2 separate regions of the Homo sapiens genome follow, and region 2 is linked to region 1. A link is an interaction called in ENCODE POLR2A ChIA-PET data of the cell type or tissue named here. Cell type or tissue: K562. All regions are shown on one strand. Each heading gives the region's core, and the rest is flanking DNA. Links, peaks and the distances in the headings are about the cores only. Region 1 has its middle 7.4 kb from the start of GPR61. Region 2 overlaps GPSM2 (G protein signaling modulator 2).

Region 1 (4,391 bases), core at 183-4,182:
TTGAGCAACTACTATATGCAAAGCTCTGTATAGGAAGTGAGGAAGAGGGTTACAAAGATTAAACAAATACAGACTTGCCTTCTTGGTGCTTATGTCTAGGATGGGGACAATGCAGGCTGTAAGTGTCAAGGGATGGTGAAATTGCTGGGGAGATTCAAAGGAAAAAGTGAACTTACTTCCTCATGAAATCTAGGAAGACTTCATGAAGGAAGTGGCACGGGTCTTAAAGGAGGAGTAGGATTTTAACTGTGAGTAACTGAAAGAGGCTGAGGACAGTAGTCTAGATGGAAAAAGAAGGCCTACCAAAAATATGGAAATAGCAAGTTTAGGAAATATTAGGGCACTGTGAGTTCTCCAATTTGACTGAAAAATAATCTGGCTGTAGGGAAGAAGTGAGAATAGAAAGGTAGATTTATGGTAGATTTATGGGACTGCGCCCCCTGCAAGCCAGGCTGAGAAGCCAGACTGAGAAGTCAACATAGCAAAATGTCTTGAGCAGGGAAACATAAGGCCACAGATGTGCCCATCTCCTATCTTTTTTTTTTTTTTTTAAGATAGAGTCTCTTTCTGAAACCCAGGCTGGAGTGTGCAGTGGCGCAGACATGGCTCACTGCAGTCTCGACCTCCCAGGCTCAAGTGATCCTCCTGCTTCGGCCTCCCGAGTAGCTGGGACCACAGGTGTGCCACCACACCCAGCTAATTTTTTATTTTTATTTTATTTTATTTTATCTTATTATTTTATTTTTGAGACGGAGTCTCGCTTTATCGCCCAGGCTGGAGTGCACTGGCACGATCTTGGCTCACTGCAAGCCCCACCTCCTGGGTTCACGCCATTCCCCGGCCTCAGCCTCCCGAGTAGCTGGGACTACAGGCGCCCACCACCACACGCGGCTAATTTTTTTTTTTTTTTTTTTTTAGTAGAGACGGGGTTTCGCCATGTTAGCCAGGACAGTCTCAATCTCCTGACCTCATGATCTGCCCGCCTATAGTGATGGGAGTCTCGCCATGTTGCCCAGGCTGGTCTCAAACTCCTGGGCTCAAGCAATCCTCCCACCTTGGCCTCCCAAAATGCTGGGATTCCAGGCCCAGCCTCCTGTCTTTTGGTGGGTCCTTTGATAAGTATTTACTGAACCCACAAGTTCCAGAGCAAGGGGTTGAATCAGAGACGAGGGATTTTCCTTGTCATTCAGGCCCAGAGGGAGAAATAAAAATCCATATAGGTCATCAAGGAGATAGTGCATGTGAATGTGTGACAGAGTGCACTCAGGAGAAAGGGGAGGTCACAGATGAAGTGATACAGCATCAAATGACTCTCATGTTTCTTAGGTGGGGCTCTGAGGATCTTTGGCCCAGGTACTCATGACTGACCATGTCCATTCTTCGGAGAGGAGGGGAAAAGGTGGAGTGGTAATTTGAGTGCCAGGAAATTCTCCCTATAGAGTAATGATATCATAAGAAGCTGTCCAGCCTGTCCTGAGAGGACATGGCATCTGGACTATCGGCTGGTCCTTCCACCCTGGAACGCCCAGTTCAAGGCCTACTTCTTTGGCCCTGGCCTGAAAACAAAAAGAACTGGGCTGGGTTTCCCAACTGAGAGCTCCACAGAGCACTCCCAGCAGTGCCTGGTGTCTGACTCTGGGGGGCACCCCTGCTCTATGTCTCTGGGTCAGTCGCCCCTAACCATCTCATCCTCAGCCAAGCCAACCCCTGCTGAGCCCAAGGGAACCTGACTCTTCCCTGTCCAGGCTGGACACCACTGAGCACAATGATACTGGTCCTGTGACCTCTTTCCCAGACATCTCCTTCCCTCCAAAGTCCTCTCCCTGCGTTCCTGCCCCACCTAAAAATAGCACCCCCCGACTCTTATGCCCATTGGTTGAAGGGAGGGACAGACTTCCAGACCTAGAACTCTGGGGGACTCCTTGGGGATCCAGAGATAGCTTGTGAGTGGCCCCTGGGGTTTCTGGGCGCCCGGGAGGTGGTCAGCCCTCACCCACATGCCTGGGGACCCTACTGCAGAATGGCAAGTGGAAGCTCAGTCTCCTGGATGGCCTCCCCTGGAGGGGTATCCCTGGAGGATGTAAATCAGCATCGCACGAGGCAGGGGTTCCTAGAGGGTGAGGTCCTGGGTGGGAAAGAGGACCCAAGCCTCTCCATTTCCGGCCCCCAGACTGCCTTGACAGCCAGCAACCACAAGGGGGCAGTGTTGGCCACAGAGCTGCAAAGAGTTGACTGCAGTCCCCGGTGACAGGCTTCTCCCCGCCCAACCGCCACCTGCCTTCTCCCTCCTGGAGACCGTGGTCCTATGGTGGTCCTGTGGACTCTGACCTTTTTACACCATCACAGTCGGCTGGGAGGACCAGGCGAGAGGGCCCTGGCTCGTTAAATAAAATCCCTCCTACTCCTAAGAGCTTATGAGGAAGAGATGGGCCGACTGGTGTCCCAGAAGGAGGCCTGAACCGGCGGTCCAGCGTGCATCCACATTTAGTGGGCAGTACGCTTTGGGCTGCTCTCCCAGCTTTTCGGAGCCCCGGCTTTTCGGAGCCCCAGCTTCCAATGAGGGATTGGGCCACGATTTTAGGCATTCTCTAAGGTCCTTTTCCGCCCGAGAATTTGAGCGTCTGAGTCAGCAGCTGCTGTCCTTGAGTGGCTTCTCTCTCCAGGCCCCGGACAGCTTCAGAGGCTCAGTCTGGGTGGGTGGAGGGATACAGGAAACAGCAGTGGGCATTTCTGATCTCTACAAACCAGGCCATTATTCTGGAAACCACAGTCATGAAGAGGTGCAGTCCTAGGACTGGGAAAAGACTGAGAAAGGAATGACCAGGGTCAGCTGGATCTCAGGAAGACCCCTCTCAGGGGCTCCATCTGACTGATTTGTGTGATTGTGTGAATGGCAGGATGGCTGGAAGCTGGCTGAAGAATGCCCTGTCCCAGGCCGTGGAGCTATGTTGAGCTTCCTTGAAGTAGAGGCTGCAGGAAGCCTAGACGTCCCTCCCTTCCGGCCCTCCTTACTCCCAAATCCCCACAACAGTCCCCTTCTCTCCTCCCCGCATTGCTGACACCTGCTTCTAGCTCCCTGCCTGAACCTGAACCTCCACCCACAGAGAGTGGAACCCACAGCCACAGTTCTAGGAGGGGATCCCTGCCTGGCCTTCCTATCCCTAGCCTGTCCTGCCCAGCCCTGTCCCTCCAGACCAGCCTCTGCTCACACCCACATAGCCCTGCTCCTGTGCCTCTGAGGCACTCTCTCCCAACTCCTGTAATTTCACACCAGGCCCCTGGACAGTGTGTGTCCAGCACCTCCGCTTCCCTGATCAGACATCTGATCCAGCACCTGGGGCCTGACCCCCACAAGCACAGGGTGTGTCCTGGTTCTTCTATCTCATCTCCTTTCTTCCTTGATGGCCCCATTTTCTCACTTTTCCTGTCTCCCTTATTTGGTTTCTCTTCTTTGATCTGTCGTCTGCTCTCTGCATCCTGTTCTCAGAACTCTCTGAGTCCTGGAGCCTCTTGGCCGTGGGCCTCTGCTCCTTGACCTCTCTGTTTCTTTGCCTCAGTGTACACCTTTCCCCCTTCGCTTTCCATCTCTCTCTCCATCTTCACTTCCTCCTCTGCAGTGCATACACTGAGTATCGGATCCATCTCTCCCTGGACTGAGGGTATAAATAGCAGAGGGAGGCTGGGCTAGAAGCCAATTGTGCTACCAGCCTCTTCCTTGCAGTCCTGGGCTTAGCATTCAGGACCAGTAGTGGGAAGGGTCCTGGGCAGGGCTTCAGGGGTAGGGAGTTGGAGGGTTGCAGTTGAAGGCCACTGGATGAGTGACAGACCCAGGCAGAGAGAGGGGTGCTACCGCAGCTGGAGGGAGTCCTGAGCTTCACGTGCAGGCCAGGCTCCCCACCTAATGTGCGTATGAAGTCGCTACTTCTGCTGCTGGAAAAGGAGCTCTGGGTCAAATGACCCTCCCAAGGGCCGCTGGAGGGCCCTGTCTGCTCCTCTGGTACGTAGATGCATGGGCCCAGGTGGCTGCCAACAGACAGCAGCTGGGGACTGGAGTAGAAGTGGTGCCCTCAAGAAACAGGCCGCACTCTCGCTGCAGCCAGCTCCCTGGCCTAATTAGAGACCGGAACGGCATTGATCGTCCCTGAGCTCATTATGTCACAGCTGGGGAACAGCTGGCCAGTTTTTTCCAGGCCATTAGCTGCGCCATGAAGTGGAGAGTGTTGGGGAGAGGGGGGTGGCGTGCAAGCAGGATCAATACCCCGTCTGTCTAGGGGAAAGCAGCCTAGTGGCTGCCTTCTCTGGCACTCTGGCTGTGCTTCTCTCCAGCGCTGCTACGCTAGCTGAGCTCCTTGGAGTTCACACACAAAAGCTCTACTCCTTCAATCCTGGAG
Region 2 (4,391 bases), core at 105-4,104, 620 kb after region 1:
TAAAAATATACCACAGTGGCTAAATAAAATAAGTAAAATAAAGAAAGGCCAGGAGCAGTGGCTCACGCCTGTAATCCCAGCACTTTGGGAGGCAGAGGTGGGCGGAACACGAGGTCAGGAGATCGAGACCATCGTGGCCAACACGGTGAAACCCTGTCTTTACTAAAAATACAAACATTAGCTGGGTGTGGTGGTGCCCGCCTGCAGTCCCAGCTACCCGGGAGGCTGAGGCAGGAGAATCGCATGAACCTGGGAGGTGGAGGGTGCAGTGAGCTGAGATCGCGCCACTGCACTCCAGCCTGGCCAAAGAGCGAGACTCCGTCTCAAAAAAAACAAAAAAGAAAAAAAAGAAATAAAAATATACATAAAAGAATGAGAACCTATTTTTTTTTTTTTTTTTTTGAGACAAGTCTCGCTCTGTTGCCAGGCTGGAGTACAGTGGCGCGATCTCAGCTCACTGCAACCTCCGCCTCCCAGGTTCAAGCGATTCTCCTGCCTCAGCCTCCCGAGTAGCTGGGACTATAGGCGGACACCACCACACCCAGCTAATTTTTGTATTTTTAGTAAAGACAGGGTTTCACCATGTTGGCCAGGATGGTCTCGATCTCCTGACCTCGTGATCCACCCACCTCGGCCTCCCAAAGTGCTGGGATTACAGGCGCGAGCCACCGTGCCCGGCCGAGAGCCTATTTTGACAATGTAATTATTCAGTTCAAAGGAAACGGAAAAAAGTAGCCTTGATGTTTTCTTCAATAACCTGTTTCTAATTATGAAGTCCCTTCCCTTTTACTGTGCACCCCTCTCCTGCAAGAAAAAGCCTAGGGAAGATGTATCTTCAATACAAAGTACTTGTTAAAAAAAAATGCTTTTCAAGAATGCAGCCAGAAAAACAACTCTCCTCTTGATCATAAATTTCATTTATCTTGGCAATAATGTTGCTATGTAGTTGGGGAAAAAAGCTTGTCCTTTTGATCTTCCTGATCTTCTATTAATTAAAAGTAATACATTTGCATAGTAAATGATTCAAACAGTTCAAACTGGTATATAAAGTATTTCTAGCCTAACCCAGACACTCAGTCCTCTTCCCAGAAGAAATCATTGTTAGCCCGTTTCTTATATCTTATTCCAGAATGTTTTAGGAATCTACAAAGGAAATATATGCATGTATTTTTCTTAAACAGATGGCAGCATACGGTACTCATTCTTTTTGCACTATACTTTTTCTGACTTTTTTTTTACAGGCAAATTTTAAAGTGATACCTATATAGGGCAAGCCTTATTTAAATTATTTCATTAAATTAAAAATTACTAAAACATTTTATAATAGTTCATGAAATTTAAAACATAAAACCTGCCACCCACCTTTTCTGGTGTTAACTTCATAAGTTCCATATTTTCCATACTATGCCGGCGTCCCAACTTGGGGCGTACACCTTTGTTTAAAAAAAATTAATTCAAATAAACCAGGGAGCCCTTAAGAGTACAAGTTCAGCATCATTACATTATTCAGTTCTAAAATCTGATACACAAACCCATATGAAACGAGAAAACCTGTACAAATATGTATTCTTCCAAGAATAATAATTTTCTATACCAGCTACACAAAAATAGAATATACATTCCCCTCTAAAATGCTTTGATGTAAGGAAGTTACATTTTGGTTGGAAACTAACACTGGTTACTACATTACCCCTTAATTTGAAAAAGGCATTTTATAACAACTGGTTTTATACTATCCACACAGTTTCAAAAATAACAATCTGTAGAGCAGTTTATTCCTTATAACAGAAGGAAAAGGCTGTAGGCCTTCAATTGCGTGAAAAGAATCAAAATAGCATCCCCACTACTATGCTGTTACTCTTTTCTAGGTTACCCCTTTCTATTTTAAGATCTCATTAGATGACAGACTTACTGCCAGTCAGAAAACAAGTAAACGAGTCCTTAAACTTTTTTCAATAAAGTTATTAAATACAGAGAATTTCCATATCCATTCAATGTTTTAAAATATTAGGCAATATTTTAAAAGGCATAAGAAATACCTAATACCCAGCTTAAAAAAAGAAACATTACAAACACATTAAACTCCCCTTGTATAACTCCCCTCATAATTTCCCTTGTCTTCCCTGCGCTTTTATGCATTTTCATTACAAATGTATGTATTTCTTAGCAATACAGCATGTGCTATATTGCTTTTGAAACTATATTGGTTTTAGAGCTATATTGGTTTTGAAACATTTATAAATGGTATCATACTGTATGTATTCTGCAACCATCTTTGAGAAACCTTATGTTTGTGAGATTCATCCAAGTTGCCATGTATACCTTAATTCATTTTCATTGCTGTTTTTGGCAAAGGCTTTTTTATAATAACTGGTTTATACTATCCACACAGTCTCAAAAATAACAGACTGTAGAGTGGACTAGGAAATCATCCATTTTATTAGTGACAGATATTTGGGTTGCTTCCAATTTTTTTGCTATGATAAGCACACTACAGATATTCTTGGAAACGTCTCTCAGTGTACATGAACAAGCATTTCTTCTAGTTTGGTGGGTATCAGCAGTATATAACTGGGAGCACAACAGGAGTGAAACAGCTGGATCATCCAGTTGGCGCATCTTTAACTTCACCAGAATGTTGCTGGATTGTACTTCAGGGTATACCAATTTCTATCCCATCAATACCACACAAGAGTTTCCATTACCCTGCATCATTTGAATACTGGTAGTAATTTTTGTTTACCTCATAAGTTTCTACCAGTACTCCACTGTGATGTTTGCTGATGAGATGAAGTTAAATATCTTCTCATATATTTATGGGCTATTTGTGTACTGTTCATCACTTTTGCCCCCCGCCCCGTGTCCCCCCCACCCTTTTTTTTTTTTAAAGTAGAGACAGGGTTTCACCATGTTGGCCAGGCTGGTCTCGAACTCCTGACCTCAAGTGATCTGCCCACCTCAACTCCCAAAGTGTTGGGATTACTTGTGTGAGCCACCATGCCTGGCCGGCCCCCGATCTCTTTTTTTGAGAAGAGGTCTTGCTCTGTTGCCCAGGCTGGAGTGCAGTGGCGCAATCACAGCTCACTGCAGCTTAGGTGACCTCTTGGGCTCAAAGCGATCCTCCCACCTCAGCCTACCAAGTAGCTGGGGCTATAGGCATGCAACACCATGTCCATTTTTTTTTTTTTTTTTTATACAGACAGGGGTCCTATGTTGCCCAGGCTGGTCTTGACTGCTGGATGCAAGCGATCCTCCTGCCTCAACCTCCCAAAGTGCTGGGATTACAGGTGTGAGCCACTGCACCTCTCCTGCATCATCACTATTACTGCTCTAAATCTGTCTTTCACATTGAAATCCTTAATCCATCAATAATTCATTTTTATGTGAGATTATTTTCCATATATGTGAGGAATATAGGCTCTCTACTCGATTCCACTGGTCTATTTGTCTTTATGCCAACAGCACACTGTCTTATTACTTATATCTGTAAAGAAAGCACTTTTCATATTCTTAGGAATGTTTTGGTATTTCTCAGAACTTTTTTGTTTCATATAAACTTATGAATAACTTCATGAAGTTCCACAAAATAATTGTGATGTGTTTGGCAGTGCACTTAATTTTTATCAATTTGAGAAGAACTGAAATCTTTTATAAAATTTTGTCAGCCGGGCACGGTGGTGCATGCCTGTAATCCCAGCACTTTGGGAGACTGAGGTGGGCAGATCCCTTGAACTCATAAGTTCGAGACTAGCCTGGGCAACATGGCAAAACCCCATATCTGCAAAAAAATATAAAAATCAGCCAGACATGGTGGCATGTGCCTTATAGTCCCAGCTACTCAGGAGGCTGAGGTGGGCAGATTGCTTGAGCCTGGGAGGTAGAGGCTGCAGTAAGCTGAGATGACTCCACTGCAGTTCCGCCTGGTGACAGAGTAAGAGCCTGTCTTTAAAAAAAAAAAAAAAAAAAAAAAATTGTCTTCCCACTTGAGTATGGTTTATCACCCATCAATTACTAAGAGATATGTATTAAAATTTCCCGTTATGATTGTAGATTTTCCTATTTCTTTGGTCAATTTTGCTTTATGTACGTTGAGGCCTTGTTATAAACACCTATTAAGCCCAGACACATTTAATGCATTCATCTTCCTGGTGAATTGAACTGTTAATCACTGGTAAGTACCACCGTAAAGTGACCTTCTTCATTTACTTTGGTTTTTGTTTGTTTGCTTGTGTTTTTGTTTTTCTGAGATGGAGTTTCGCTGTGTTGCCCAGGCTAGAGTGCAGTGGCGTGATCTCGGCTCACTGCAACCTCCACCTCCTGGGTTCAAGACATTCTTCCACCTCAGCCTCCTGAGTAGATGGGATTACAGGGCCCTGCACCACCCCCAGCTA

What was found. Peaks named below come from ENCODE experiments on the same cell type or tissue, not always from the same donor. Only the 100,000 strongest peaks of a DNase experiment are listed, where the experiment ranks them.
Region 2: POLR2A ChIA-PET joins it to region 1 with 6 read pairs; 1 of 35 experiments calls an interaction of 5 or more read pairs at or near these places.

Annotation. Positions count from the first base shown.
Region 1 is chr1:109,530,277-109,534,667 of GRCh38, reverse strand. No RefSeq gene overlaps it. Among named protein-coding and RNA genes, the nearest start is that of GPR61, 7.4 kb to the left of the region's middle. RefSeq lists a silencer at 3,833-4,001. In K562, for the core only: CTCF peaks have their summits at 1,637 (motif pointing right) and 2,196 (motif pointing right); DNase peaks (open chromatin) are centred at 1,657 and 2,207.
Region 2 is chr1:108,911,380-108,915,770 of GRCh38, reverse strand. GPSM2 (G protein signaling modulator 2) reads right to left here. Exons shown (of 15, transcript NM_013296.5): 11 at 1,363-1,433. Among named protein-coding and RNA genes, the nearest start is that of GPSM2, 37 kb to the right of the region's middle. In K562, for the core only: no CTCF peak of the experiment used is centred there; a DNase peak (open chromatin) is centred at 2,530; H3K4me3 peaks cover 150 bases.